Linked DNA regions of Homo sapiens: region 2 is linked to region 1. The links are chromatin loops, found by intact Hi-C in ENCODE. Cell type or tissue: CD14-positive monocyte. All regions are shown on one strand. Links, peaks and the distances in the headings refer to the core of each region. The heading gives the core; the rest is flanking DNA.

Evidence for each region. Peaks named below come from ENCODE experiments on the same cell type or tissue, not always from the same donor. Only the 100,000 strongest peaks of a DNase experiment are listed, where the experiment ranks them.
Region 2: a loop joins it to region 1, with 4 times the contacts of the local background. A loop is called at or near these places in 2 of 110 quality-filtered maps.

The regions. Positions count from the first base shown.
Region 1 is chr21:34,197,884-34,205,590 of GRCh38, reverse strand. No RefSeq gene overlaps it. Among named protein-coding and RNA genes, the nearest start is that of LINC00310, 21 kb to the right of the region's middle. RefSeq lists an enhancer at 936-1,934. In CD14-positive monocyte, for the core only: a CTCF peak has its summit at 3,504; DNase peaks (open chromatin) are centred at 2,850, 3,490, 4,350, 5,110 and 1 weaker place; H3K4me3 peaks cover 3,608 bases; H3K27ac peaks cover 5,000 bases.
Region 2 is chr21:34,018,643-34,026,349 of GRCh38, reverse strand. The region is part of intron 2 of LOC105372790 (a long non-coding RNA gene); the gene reads right to left. LOC105372789 (a long non-coding RNA gene) reads left to right here and starts at 7,314. Exons shown (of 3, transcript XR_937678.4): 1 at 7,314-7,610. RefSeq lists enhancers at 5,690-5,869, 7,343-7,502. In CD14-positive monocyte, for the core only: no CTCF peak of the experiment used is centred there; DNase peaks (open chromatin) are centred at 3,259, 5,599 and 6,099; H3K4me3 peaks cover 3,095 bases; H3K27ac peaks cover 3,745 bases.

The DNA.
Region 1 (7,707 bases), core at 1,130-6,129:
CTGGGAGGCAGAAGTTGCAGTGAGCCAGGATTATGCCACTGCACTCCAACCTGAGTGACAGACTGAGCCTCCGTCTCAAAAAAAAAAAAAGAAAGAAAGAAAAGAATTGAGCAGATGGGAAAGGACACTTTTCACTGTGTAATGTCTTATACTTGTTGATTTTTTTAACCATAAAATGCATTACTTATCCAAAAAGTTAAATAAATAAAACGTTCAGCTATGTGAAGGAAGCATAGGACAATATCCCTCTCTCTCCCTTTCCTTACCCCAGAGCAGCCTGGCTCCTGCAGAGCTGAGGAACTGAGCACGTGAGGTTGTCTTGGTTTCACAGAGCCTGGAGTGGGCATAGCTGAGTCCCTGAAGGTTACACGACTTGCTCAGGCCTGTCCAGTGAAGTCAAGGGCAGTTCCAGAGCTGGAAGCACAGGGCTGGGACGTGGCCTCTGGTCTCCTCCAGTGAGGAGGCAGGTGCCCAGGGGCAGGGTGCTTCTAGATGGCCCCCAAAGGAGCCCACCATTGCTACATTCTAGAGCAGCTGAAAGGGAGCCCAGGGCCGGCCAGCCAGCTCCGCAAAGGATTCTGGGTGATGAGGCATTGTGGGATTTTCTGAAATGACTTCATGTCATTTCTCTACCCCAGATCACCCTCCTCGCCTGGTGAGAGTTGAGAGGTCTCAAGCAGGATTCCAAAACCGAGAAGGGTCAGAGACTGGGAAAGGAAACTGGCCTCTCCAGCAGGAAGAAGCTGCCCCCAGGCCCTGGCCCCAGGATCTTGACTAGCCTATTAAAGACATGAGACTGAGGCCTGGACACTGGATTCCATTTTTTAATTTCCCTGGGGGAAACATTCCACACAGCAACCAGCAGGGTCATTTACTTCTTCAGGAGGCCTTTTATCACCCTGTGGCTGGAGGACCATCTGCAGCAGCCCCTGCTGTGCGCTGGCAACACTGAGCAGCATGTGCGCGGCTGCCAGGGGCTGCTGGCCACCTGGGCCTGGGTAGGAAAAGGACTTAATTAGCCACAAAGAGCTCCCTGAGTATGCAACTCAGAATCACTCAGTCTGTTCGCAAACAAGTAAAGCACCTACCATGATCCCAGCATAGTCCCGGTTGCCCCTGGGGTTCCCAAAACCCCAGCCTCCCTCATGCTTCTAGGCCCTCCACACAATGCAGCGAGTGACACGAATAGTCTTGCATTGGTCACTAACTGCCTTTTGCAGCTAAATTCTATTCACAGCAAGTCTGTGGCCTCCCCAAAGCTAAGGATCCCTGTTATATCTCCGGATATTCACAGAGCTCCCAGCGCAGCCGAGAACACACAGCCAGCCCTGCAATAAATGCTTGTTGGTTGCCTGCCAGGATCCAAGCTAAAAATGGAGTTGCCTTACGGCCAGGTAAGACCCAAGGCAGAGCTTCAGTCGTGCCCCCCCCCAGCTGTCAGGAACACTCACTGCAAAAGTCGGCCCTTCAGGTCACCTTCAAGGCCCTACAAACTCTATCCGGACCTGCCCCCCCATCAGCCTCTGACCCTGGCACTCATACCCCTCCAAGGACAGTGCCGGCCTTCCTGTTCCTCCAACAGGAAAGGCCACCGTCTCCCCTCAGACCCACTGCACTTGCTGGCTGCCCACTTCTAGAATGTTCTTCCCCTAGAAATCCATGGAGCTCACCCCCCCATCTCCCTGTCAGGTCTCTGCTCAAAGAGTATCTTCTCCATGAGGCCTCCTCATCACCCTATTCTAAAGCACTCTCACCCCGCATTTCCCCATCCCCCTTTCCTGCTTTCTTTTTCTCTATATCACTTACCACTGCCTAAACAGGAAAAAAAAAAAAAAGATTTTTCCTATTTATTTTATCACCGGTCTCCTCCAATCTAAGCTTTCTAAGAGCAGAGCTTTTTGTGTTTTGTTCAGCTGTGTATCCCTCCAGGCACAGAACAGGGCCTGGAGGGTTCAACAAGGCCCTCCAGGGCCTTGAGTAGGTGCTCAACAAATATTTACTGAATATATTAATATATGTATTGATTGATTAATTTAGCTGGGGCTCTTTCTTGAAGTTAATCGAATTAAAACAACATAGATTTTACATTGCTTGTGCACATGGATGAAAAACAGTTCCCTATACTTCTTTACTGTTTCATAGACGTAGTTTTATTTTATTTGGGTCTCACTAAAGACCTTACTCGATTAGATGGGGCAGAAATGGTTATGACCTTGATTTTACAGAGGCGAAAACTAAGACTCTGAAGGGTGAGATTTCCCCAGGACCTTCAACTGGTCACTAGCAGAACCGGGGCATCCAGGTTTCAGGTCCCATGTGCTGGGCTTTGTTTACTAAACCTCAGGGCTTTAGACTCAACCTCAGGGCTTCTCCGTGGATTCTTGCTGAAGCTTCCTACTTTGTTTCAAGAACCTGTATTTCCCCCTTTCTTTCTCTTCCCTCCTCCCAGATAGCTTGGGGCCCACAGTTCCCCACCCCTGCCCGATGCAGATGGCAGAAGAAACCATTGTAAGTCTCCTCGAGCTGAGCGCTGTGCACCAGGTCGCATTCTAAATTTTTGGACTGCGTTCACCAGGGTCTTTCACATTTGCAAGGAGCAGAAACAGGCCTGGATCCTCTGAAATAACAGGGAGGTATTGCCATAATTCACACAGAGTTAAGAAAGATAGGATTTCCTAACACAGACCAACCTCGCGGAAAAGCTGCGGCCCCAGCTCCGGGGACTGGAACGCAGGCTCGGGGCGCCTCCCCCTTCCCTGGCTGGCAAAGTCCTGTCCTCCATCTCGCCTCCATCCCCTCCTCCCCTGCGCTGGCAGAATGCGCAACGTGTCCCTTCTCGGTGGCCCTGGAATTTTCTGTGCGTCTCTGAATCATGGCACCGGTCTTGCTCCATTGGTTTTGACTGCTGGTCTTGGTCTCCTTCGTCCACCTTTGCGAACTCATCACCCTTTGCTCTCTAGGACCCACCGGCCACTTCTAAAAGGGCACCATAGTTCATAGGTGGATTGATCTAGAAAGGTGCCTCCTTCATTCTCCCCCACGATTTCTGGGTTGAAAGCCTGGTGGAGGCAGGGGGACAATTACAGGCAGGATTTATAACTTGGGTGGGCAAGCGTGGGGGTGGAGGACTGTGGCCTCTTTCTCTCTCTCTCTCTCTCACACACACACACACACACACACACACACACACACACACACACACGGAGGGAGGGAGAATGTCACCATTTGTCCCCCAGCTCCATTCCCCACTCCGCAATGATACAAGCATCGCCTGCTTTCTTTAATTTGCTTCAAGAGCTTTTGGTGCAGAGAGGTGGGAGAACAAGGGAGACCCCAACTTGTCGCACGGCGACTCGTGGCAAAACGCCTGGACCCCGGGGCGGTTTCGCTCAGCTCTTCCCCAGCTGGTGGCCACTCGGCGGCCGGGCTGCGGCATTCCGAGCGCGCGATCCCGCCAGGGCCGCCACCGAGGGCAGCGCCGAGAGCATGGAATTTTCCACCGCTCAGCCGAGTTTGCAGAATTGCGTCTCATTGGCCGAGCGGAGGTGTCTGTCCCCGCGTGGGTGCGGAGATGAGATTAGCCAGGAGCCCTCCTCAGTGGGCTTTGCAGGGCTCTGATTAATCAGGTCAGCGGGGCCAGGGAGGGGAGTAGAGGGCGGGTGGGAGCCTGTTTTCTAACCCAGCTCTGCTGCAGCCTTTGGACGTCCCCTCGCTGCACGGAAAGTGCGCCAGGGAGCTGGAAACAGTCGACAGCAAACCTTAGAATTTACCTCTTCATCGTAAAATCCCCCCAGAAACCACTGCAAAATAAGATTATCAAGCTAAACCCTGCCCCCTCCCTCACCTCCTCTTAATCTCCCTCATCCCCCAGTTAAGCCGGAACTAAAACCAGGACCTTACTCTCTCCTGTCCCTGACATTTAACCCCTTAAATTATCTTTCTGCAGTGACTTTCACAGATCCCAATCGCGACAGTGATTCAGGACCAAGTCAGTACTCCCCCACCCCCAGGGTCGAACAAGAAATGCAGAAGGTGGCAGGAAATTAGAACTAAGGGGAGTGGACCTTATTGTGCAGGCTGAAATGCCCACCTTCAAGTTAAAAGATGCAGCAAGACAAGACGCCTGGCTCAGCAGCGTGTTCAAATAGAGTGTTGGCTTAATGGAATTTATGTGTGAGCCAGTCGTGTTGATTTTTGATTTAAAATAGCCCCTTGTTTTATTTGCTCCTGGAGTGACTGCATTAGGAAGCTCCTTTCTGAAAGCTATGGTTAAATCTGCCACAAAGGCAGCCCTGGCCCTCACAAGATGTTTGATGAGTGAATGAACGCTGTTCCCGGCAGTCAGGGCCCTTGAATGAAGGTAGTATGAACTCCAGTTCCTCATCCTGGCTGGGTCATATACTTCTTCTTCCTCTTTTTTTTTTTTTTTTTTTTTTTGGGGGGGGATGGAGTCTTGTTCTGTTGCCCAGGCTGGAGTGCAGTGGCACCATCTCAGCTCACTGCAACCTCCACCTCCTGAGGTCAAGCGATTCTCATGCCTCAGCCTCCTGAGTAGCTGGGACTACAAGCCTTCACCACCATGCCTGGCTAATTTTTGTATTTTTGTAGAGATGATGTTTCACCATGTTGGCCAGGCTGATCTCGAATTCCTGACCTCAGGTGATCCACCTGCCTCGGCCTCTCAAAGTGCTGGGATGACAGGCATGAGCCACCACGCCAGGCCCGTCATATACTTCTCCTGTGACTTTAGACAACTTATAATTTTTTTTGAGCCTCAGACTCCTCACTTTTAAAAAGAGGCTAATAAATCCTCAAAAGGTAAATGGAGAATTACCCTATGAGCCAGCAATTCCACTCCTAGTCATATACCCAAAAGAATTAAGAACAAGTACCCAAAACGATACTTGTGCACAAATGTTCAAGGCAGAATTATTCACAAGAGCCAAAAGTGGAAACAATCCAAGTGTCCATCAACGAATGAAGAAAATGCAATATTACCCAACCATAAAAAAGGAAGGAAATTACGACACTTGCTACAACATGGATGAATCTGGAAAACATGCTAAGTGATAAAAACAGACACAAAAGGCCACACACAATATGTGATGAAATATTGTGATTCCATTTACGTGACATATCCAGAACACGTAAATCCACAGAGACAAAACACAGCTGGTGGTTGCCAGGGGCTGGGGGCAGGGAGAATAGGAAGTCACTGCTTAATGGGCATGGGGTTTCCTCTGGGGGTGATGAAAATGTTTTAGAACCAGATAGAGGAGCTGGCTGCATGACACTGTGAAGGTACTAAGTGCCACTGGATTGTGCATGCTTTAAAATGGTTACTTTTATGTTATGTGAATTTCATCTCGATAAAAAACTTTTTAACGGGGCTAATAATAAAAATACCTGCCCAGCCTGGCGTGGTGGCGTGCGCCTGTAATCCCAGCTACTGGGGAGGCTGAGGCAGGAGAATCACTTGAACCTGGGAGGCGGAGGTTGCAGTGAGCCGAGATGGCACCACTGCACTCCAGCCCGGGAGACAGAGCGACACTCTGTCTCAAAATAAATAAATAAATAAAATAAAGAAAAAACCTGCCCAAGGAGTAAATGTGATAATCTATGGAGCGATGTTTGAGCAACTTAAAAACCCTATTTCCTGATTCTCTCTGCCTTATTTCTAGAGTGGATCATTAGGGCATCACTTTTTCAAACATACAGCTAAAACTGAGGCAACCTGAGGCCCACCCAGCACCAACTGGAGCGTCAACCAGGAACAGAACCTTGTACTGTCCTGAGGTCCCTTGGCTAGGAAGCTGCAGCCATGTGGATCCATGTAAACAAGAGGCTTCCTGCTGTTAATCTAAACTCCAGGGCCAGAGCCCTGCACAGCAGTCAGTCCTACAGGCAGAAGAGCCTTGAGGCACCATGAAAACCACTTAAAACTTTTTTTTTTTTTTTTTTGGAGACAGGATCTTGCTGCGACCCCGCCAGTGCAGTGCAGTGCAGAGCTGCAATCACGGCTCACTAGGCTCAAGCAATCCTCCCACGTCAGCCTCCAGAGTAGCTAGGGCTACAGGTGTGCACCACCACCACACCTGCCTCCCCTGAAAACTGAATGGGAGGATTGGGCACTTCAACTAAACACAAAATACAACTTAAAGAAAAGCAATTCAATACAGGCTTCTCAGAGGGAAGAACCACAGAACTGGTGCTATGGTAGGCTGCTCATGCCAAGAGCCAGGCGCCTGGGCTGGAATCTGCCCCAGCTCTACCACCTTCCATATGGGGCACCTCGGCCAGGAGTCAATTTTCTTATCTAACAAATGGGGCTTACTGAAGCACCTACCACACAGGGCTGCAGTCAGGATTAGGCTCATAAACACATGGGCCAGAAAGAGAGTAAGTGCTTAACAAATGTTAGCTGGTGTTGTTGAGGAAAAGGTGATGGATGAAAAGAAACATTGGTTTTGCTCTTTGGGGCACCTGGTGGGGTGAGGAAGACTGGAGTCCCCTTAGAGCAGCTAACCAAGCTGGGCTGCAGCCTTTAGACGTCCCCTTGCTACACAGAAAGTGGCCCTGCTAACCCAGCTCAGCTTAGATCACTTAAAGGAGCAAGGGGCTGTGAAGTCATTTAAAGCAACATGAAGCACTGTAGGCAGGATGTGGGCAGGGGAAACTCAGGGTCAAACGACAGTGACAAAAAGGGAGAGAGAAGGTCAAAAGGGATATTCTAAAACTAAAGCAAGGAGCAGCTGGTAGGTATTGGGAGTGGGTCAGGAGTGGGGATGACTCGTATTTCAGGGGTCTCACCGGACACAGGAAGAGCCTTCTTTTGTTGTAACAGTGAAAAGGGAGCTCTGAAATGTTGTCCCCTGCCATGGGAGCACTTGGAAAGTCCAGTTCTCAAAGCAGAATTCACCACACAAGCAGCTCCTTCCGAGGAAAACCACGAATGCCGTAAACTCCACAGAGACAAGGACCCTCCGTGCAGGCGGCCCTTACCTGCTCGTCTAGTTCCCACCTGAATTGAAAACCTCATCATGAGCGTGCACCTTTCTGCAAATCAGCAAAGACCGACAGCCTTTTAGCAGCTAAAGAAAGGCCTGCAAGGTGCAGAAGTTAATAGGAATTAGGACATTGTGTGGTTTTCTGTGGTGAAACCCATACTCGTCCTTTGTCATATCAACCACCATCCTCATCATCCTACTACCCTCCCCGTGCCTGGAGCCTCCCAACCCACTACTGCCACAGTGTGAGAACCGAGGGGAGTCCCAGTTGGAAGGGCTGCGGTACAGCTCCCTGTGTGGTCAGCCTGTGTCCTGAAATCCAGTTCCCACCAGCCTCAGAGCAAGGAGCCCAGTGAACTAGCACTCCGGACAGTCCCAGAGGAAGGGAGACTTAGGCCTTGTTGAGATGCATCTTCAGACTGTCTTCAGTCTTCCATACACACATCTTATTAGCTGTTCACAGTAGGTAAATACTGGTATTCTATGAAGGACAATACAAAAAAGGAAAGGTGTCCTCTACTAGAAATACTTTGAAGCTATAGTTCTACGTGATTTTTCAATGTCTATAGTATTTCCTCCTCCTCTCAACACACACACATACACTGTCCTCTGCCCACTCCCACTTCCACCCCTCCAACACTGACACAGGGAAAATACTTTAAGTTGGATGGCAGGAAACTCGCAGTTAAATGGATTAAGA
Region 2 (7,707 bases), core at 1,370-6,369, 180 kb after region 1:
TGTGTGCCTGTAATTCCCAGCTACTCACGAGGCTGAGGCATGAGAATTGCTTGAACCCGGGAGGTGGAGAAGGTTGCAGTGAGCTGACATCACACCACTGCACTCCAGCCTGGGAAACAGAGTGAGACTCTGTCTCAAAAAAAAAAAAAAAATCTCAAGATAGATAGATGATAGATAGATAGATAGATAGATAGATAGATAGATAGATAGATAGATGATAGATAGATAGATCATTTGGTAGATCGTTCGATAGATTTCATTGACATCTTCTAGCTACTGTAGACTTCTCTCTCTCCCTGCGTAGCCAGGCTTGGGGAGACTTGCTTAGACCTGGTCTCCATTTCTCCCCCTGTCATTAGCTTTACCACCCTCTCCAGTCTGAGTCTCCCTCACTGCTAGACTGAAGCTAGTTTTACCACGGTTTCTTATGACTTCCTTGTTGCTACATCTGTGGATACTTTCCCTTCCTGTATTAGTTTTGTAGGACTGCTATAACAGATTACCACAAACCAGGTAGCTTGAAACAGCAGAAACATATTGTCTCACAGTTTGGGGGCCAGAAGTCTAAAATCATGGTGTTGACAAGGCCACGCTCCCTCTGAAGGCTCTCGGGAGGGAGACTTCCCTGCCTCTTCCTAGTCCTGGTGGTTGCCCTCCTTCCTTGGCTTTCCTCGGGTTATGGTGGCATCATGCCAAACTCTGCCTCTGTCTTCACATTGCCTTGCTTGTGTCTCCGTGTCCAAATTTCCCTCTTTTTATAAGATTAGGGCCCACCCTAATCTAGCATGACCTCATCTTTACTTGATTATATCTGCAAATTCATGACCTCTAAATGAGGTCACAGGTACCAGAGATTAGAACTTCCACATTTCGTTTTGGGGGACACATTTTAAACCCATAACACTTTTATATCTAACTTGACCTGGCAAGCCCTTCTCTCCTTGCGATACCATCTATTCCTGGTCCTCCTTAGACCCCCTCGAAATCTTTTTCCCACATTCCTTCTTGGGCTTCTCTCCTTCTGTCCATCCTTCTGCCATTAGTGTCTTCTGGGGCTTTTCCTAAGCCTACTCCTTTTCTCTCTTAGCTGGAAAATTCCAAACATCTATGGCTTCAGTTGCCATTTCTAGACTGACTCACACAGAAACGCTCACAAAACATACTCAGCTAAAAGTTCCACACTGAAAACTCATCATCTTCATCCCAAACTTGCTTCTGCTGCTGTCTTCCCCATGTCCATGAATGGACCACCACCCATGAGGTCACTTGAATTGCCTCCACCCGATCACTGAGCTTCCCTCACCTTCATTCCCCACTGCCAATCAACTGTCAGGGCCTGTCCCTTCCAATCCCTTCTAATCCCTCTCCCCATTGCCATAGTCCTAGTTCAGGTCATCATTGTCTTGCTCCTCGACTAGGAAAGAAGCTTCCCCATGGTCTCCCTGTCCCAAGCTGTGTGGAAACTCAGATCTTATCACTTCCATATTAAATACTTCAACTGTCCTTACAACCCTCAGAATAAGGTCCAAGCCCTTGAACTTGGCTTACAAGACCCTTCACCATCTGGCCTTACCTACTTCCCCAGTCTGATCTCTCCATATTCCACCCTCACATGTTAATACTCCAGCCAAACCAAGCCACCTACACTTGGCCTCCTGGTCTTTGCTTATGGTTTTCTGCTCCTGGAATATTATTTCCAGCTCTCCTGGCTGCCCAAATCACACTTACATTTTATATTCATTTATTCCACAAACATATCTTGAGTGCCTGCTATGTGTCATAACCTATCCTAGGCGCAGAGGATGCGGTAGAAAACAAAACAGAAAAATATCTCACTTCATGAGCTTCCACTTTGGTTAAGAGAGACAGACACAAACTATCAGCAAGTGAATACAGGGAGTGCATCAGATAGCGCTAGTGCTTTAAAGAAAAATAAAACAGGAGGGTAAGGGGTTAAGTTTTTAACTAAGCAGTACATGAGAGTCCTCACCGAGGAGATGGCATTTAAGCCTGGCTTGAACATTACTCCCTCCTGGAAGCCTCCTGGAAATTTCCCAAGACCAGGGTAGGCGTCATCTTTATAAACTTCTATGAAGCCTTTATTTACCCATCATAGCACTTACCGCACTTTAAAGGACTTTTGTGTTTGCGTGTGAGTGTCAACTGTAAACTTTGTGAGGACAGAGACTGAGTCTGTTATTTATTGTATATCAACAGCTCCTTGTAGATATATGTTCCTTGAACAAACGGATGCATTGACAGCCTACATTATTTACAAGTTTTATTATACAAAAAATTTATGTAGTATTTATTGTAATGTCCTGTGTTACAAATCACTTTCTCACCCACTGTCTCGTTTGAGAGATGTGGGTCTTATTGTCACCTTTTAACAGACACTCAGAAAAGTTAAGTTTCTTGCCCAGAGTGTCACAATAAAGGCTAAACCCAGCTCAATCACAGCTCTCACATCTTCAGACCCAGAGTGCTTTCTAGAAAAGCCCCCTGCCTTCCTGCATGTTCTAAGAAAACGCAAACCACTAACCCCAGGGCATTAGCCGTCCTCAGCCAATTTTTACTGTTCCTCCCTGAGTTATCATATTCTCATCTCCCCAGAAAACTTCCACCAAATGCTAAAGCCAACATTTAAATCCAAAGGTAAAACCTTCTGGAATTCCTTGATGTAGCCACTGCACAGGCTGGCCTGTGTTCTCATATCAGTTTTCAGAACAATTCTTGCCCTCCTGCAAGTCCACATTTAGCAGATCCACTCAGACAACTACAGAGTGGGGATCAATTGAATTCCTTTCCTAGCTGACACTTTTGAGCTAAGACTGTCTTTTCCATGTGTTAATTTTAAAATGTGGGTTTCATAAAAGCTGCAGGCGGAACAGCAGATGGGGGTCCGTTAGCAATCATTAATATCCTCTATTCGTTGCCTGCCCCCCCAATTGATAAAGTGTCACTCCACTTGGGCAAAAGGGGCCAAAAAGGGAGCGGGGCACAGAAACTCACTGTTCAACAAAAGCCCTCCCATGCAGTGAAGAGCTGGCCCCATCAGAGTGCCTGTGTCTTGCAGGATTTGGAGAAGGGAGCCTCAGCTACCCTCCCTTGAGCGAGGTGAAGTTTGTTGCAGGAGTGATGGGACAGCTCTTGGTAGTTTTCCACTTGCTACTCATGAGTTCTCACCCTGTTTGGCTCTTTGTCACTTGGTCCCATAAAAACACCCACTGCAGGATGCTTGCTCATGCCACCCACCCACCAAATGGCATGTGGCAAAGAGGGTCAGAAGTTCACACACTTCCTCTTTGTTTTCTTGTGTTTCTTTCTGCATAAGCACCTCTCAACAGGCCAAATGGTTGTTGTTGCCACATAGATTTTTGTATTGATGGTTTCCTGCCATCCCCTCATTCTCAAGAGTGGATGGGGGCAGAACAGGGGAGAGTTAACTATTTTGATGAAGAGCAGTTTATAGGATGAATAGGCACAGACAACAAAAGTAAGCCTGGATGCTTTGAAATGAGCTGCTTTGTATTGAAGAGCTTGCTTCTGCCCTGCAATACTTCCTTGCAGTTGAATAGATACTGCAGAGAGTAAACACACTTATCTCTCTCGAGAAAGAAAAAAAATTGTGTTCCCAGGAAGCTGGAAAATTCTCCCATAGGTATAAACATTTAGGAAAAAAGAGATAAGCCGCCTAATTCTAATAACTAGGAATAACCAATTAGGTCATCTGTCCTCACCTCTGTCACTTCTCTCTGAGGCTTGTGGTGTTCAAATTCTGCTACCCTTAACTTTCTAGAAGGAGGGAGAAACACCTCAATTCCTTTCCACTCTTCCGGTTCAGATGGTTCAAACAGCTGGACTTCTTTGACAAAAAAAAAATGACTTTAATCATGATAGAAACATAGTACTTGAAACACAGAACAAACAGAAGAGAAAAACATTTTCTGTGATAGTTTTCTCTTTTGGTTTCTGAAAAGTGAGCAAAATTTTTAATTAAAAAAACCCATAAAATTGCCTTAGGACACTCTCGACACAGATGAGAGAAGACAGTCATTAAAATAAATTACAGAATGGGAAATGGCACCATTACCATTCTCCACTGATTTTTTTTAGAAGTGTCTTTTACCAAAAACCTTTTTGACATTCTAATAAAAGCAAAATGTTTTAAGTTAGGAGTGGCTTTTCAGAGCAATATCCCTTTGCCTCAATGGTTACTAACCAAAATACATGGATAAGATAAATCTGAATAAAAGCAAGAACTAAACCAAACTGAATTAACTTCTTCTCAGCCAGAGGTTAATTTTAAAGCATTAAGCTGAACCATCATTCCTGATGATTGTGGAATGAAGTATTTGGAAGTATACGTTTCATCAACAACTGGGAGACACGGAGTGTGGTTAGGAGAATACCTTGGAATTACACAGTGCTGGGTTCAAACCTGAATTGAGTCATTTCCTAGTTGTGTTCTCTTGAGCAAGTTACCTAGCTTATCTAAACCTGAGTTTCTTCATCCATAAACTGGGAATAATAATAACTGTTTCATCTGTCACAAGGTTGTGAAAAGGATTAAAAGATAATACAAAATGCTTAGAGATACAAAAGGTGTAGTAGGGTGTCTGGTACCTTTTAAGCAAAGCTATTATTACTGTATGGAATATTCAGAAAAACTACTAACTGCTGCACAATGCACACAATTTTTTCCTCATGTGTGCAAGGACTTGAAACTAAAGAATAGAGTTTGGGATCTTCCTACATGGAAGCATGTTAATCATGGTCTCAAAACCAGATTGAACAATATTTGCAGTCAGCTTGCAAACTTTCACAGTATCAGGTCACATGGGATGGTTCTCAGGGTCCCAGGAGAGGGATTGAATTGTGTTGTCCTCAAAATTTATATGTTGAAGCCTCAATCCCCACAGTGAGATTGTATCTGGAGATAGGGCATTTAGGAGATAATTAAGGTTAAATGAGGTCAGAAGGGTGGGGCCCTAACCCAATAGAATTGGTTGCCTTATAAGAGGAGGAAGAGAAATTCCTCTCTCTCTCCCTCACTCCCAACTCCCACCCCAGCCCTGCTATATGCACAAACTAAGGAAAGGCCATGTGAGGACACAGCGAGAAGGCGGCCATCTGCAAGTCAGGAAGAGAGGCCTTACTTGGAAGCCAATCAGCTGGCACCTTCACCTTCCTGCCTCCAGAACTGTGAAAAATGCATGTCTGTTGGTTTAGCCACACAATCTATAGTATCTTCTTACGGCAATCTGAGTTGATTAATACAGAAGGAAAGATATCATTAATTTTACCCCACAACCAGAAAATCGAAAACATGCCTTACTGAGCAGAGAATGCTTCCTCTCTAGAATACCCCTGTCCCACTCTTGAGAGCTGGCCAAATGTACATAAAATTGATGGCTTTATCTGATTTTGAAAGAGAAATACATCAAATCCCAATTTTTTTAAGTTAAGTAACTTTGACAGGGGAAAAAAATTCACCTCCCAATGGAGGGCATAATTTGTACAGTAGTCTGTTGGGGGATACATTTTGTTGCACAATTCAAACCTGTAGCCAGGATTGAGTAAGAAAGCAACTTCAATGATTTTGGAAGAAACTGCCCTAAAACCGGAAGCCTTAGTTCCCTTCTGAAATACATCTCTACAAGTGGTTCACAAGTTTAAAGACAGATGTTATCACCAGTTATTGAAATGATAGTTTCCCCAGGGAAATGGGCACTGCCCCAAGAGAGACAAAAATGTAGACAGAGAATGAATAAATCCTGAAATGTTCTAGTAATTTCTACGACAACACCTCCCCCTTCTTGCCAGCTCTACTCTAAGCAGATGCTGCTGAGCCCTCTGAACCTTAGAAGGGTGGCCTCTGCAGGGTGGAGGCAGAGGCACTGGCTGGGATTCCACAAATTTGCCTTCAAATTCGTTTATTTGCTTAACGGCTATTCATCAAGGACCTGTCATGCATTACAGGAGAGTAGTGAGGAACTGAGTCTAAAGCCAGACTGTGAGATCAAGTCCTGCTGTGCCGTTTACCACGGCCAGGTGGCCTTGGGCAAGTCAGTCCATCTTCCTAGGCCTTGATTTCCCAAGACAGATGGGCAGACTGGGAACAGCACTTGCATGTCATCACAACCCTGTGTGTGCTTGTGGTTATCACAGCTGCTCCCTGCCCCAAGGGTCTATTCCTGGTACTGGCATCAGCTACCCCTTTTCTGATATTCTGTAGCTCTGTGACCTTCAGCAAAACATTTAACTTGCATTTGCTTTCATTTCCTCATCTGCAAAATGGAAATGACAGTGCCTGCCTCACTGGATTATAGGAGCATTCAGTGAAACATATATGCAAAGTGCATGATATAAAATGGTTGCACAGGAATGTTTTTCTTATTAATACGGATTAATTGTTTTTTTGCTTCCATCTTCACCCCATACCCTTTTATTATATTTACATAGAGAGTCCTTCTCAGCCCTTGGCCATGGACAAATCCTGAGAATGCTCCTGGTGAAAGAGGCAGCTGTGTTTCTTCCATGTGAACTTTCTCTCATTGGTCATGTGGGGTCAGGGTCTTGCCCACACAGCATGTAGTGGAAGTTGAAGTAGTTATCTAAATCAGGGGTCAGCAAAGTTTTGCTGTAAAAGGCCAGATAGTAGATATGTTTGCCCTTGCAGGTCACACAGTCACTGTCACAGCTATTCAACTCTGCCGATGTGTGAAAGCAGCCTTGTACAATCCACAAATGCATGAGGATAGCTGTGTTCCAATAAAACTTTATATACAAAACAGGCAATGGGCCAGATTTGGTCTGTGATCTGCACTTTGCTCACCTCTGATCCAGATTCATCCATTCAACAAATATACTGCATGCCTTATATGTAACAGGCACCATTCTGGATGCTAGGAATATAGCTGTAAATGAAATAAAGCCCTCACCATAATGGAGTTCACATTATGTTATAAAGGTATTAATATTGGTTATTGTCTATTTCTCACACTGAAGACAGCAAGTGGAGACAGTTTTTCAAAAAGGGAGTAATCATTTGGGTGAAATGCTGCTGAAGTTTGGGTAAACCAAGGACTCAGAACTGGCCATTGCATTTGGCAACAAAAGAGTCACTGGTGACCTTGATGAGTGCACTTTCAGAACAGTGAGGACAGGCCAGGTGTGTGGCTGTAAAGGGAAGCACAGCAGTGAGAAGGGAGCAGGGAGGGGCTCAGCCTCAAGGGAGAAGGTTGTTGTGTTGTTAAGATGGAGAGGTTAGAGCTCATTTGCATAGAGAATGATCCAGAAGAAAGGTACAGTTGTATGTCATGATACAGGAGAGAGAGAAGTGGTTTTCCAGAGTGGCAAGAGGACACGGTCCCAGTGCCCTGGTGAAGTGCTCTCCTCTGCAAGGAGCAGGTCCAGTTCATCCCTGGGAACAGGAAGGAAGGCAGGGCCAAGGGGCAGAGATTCAGTTCTGAGAGAATAAATCAGTTCTCCTCCAATTGCTTCTATTTTCTCACTACAATCAATGAGAAGCAATATCATCAGATGGGAATGAGAAAGGGAAGGAGTTCTAAGGAGAGATGAGAACATTTGAAACAGCCATCTCAGAGGTAAGAAATTTTCCTACTAGGACCCTTGGTCAGCCTCTGGCCAGCCTTCAAAATGGGCTCTTTGTGTTGGATGTCCATTTTGGGTGCAACCGAGTCA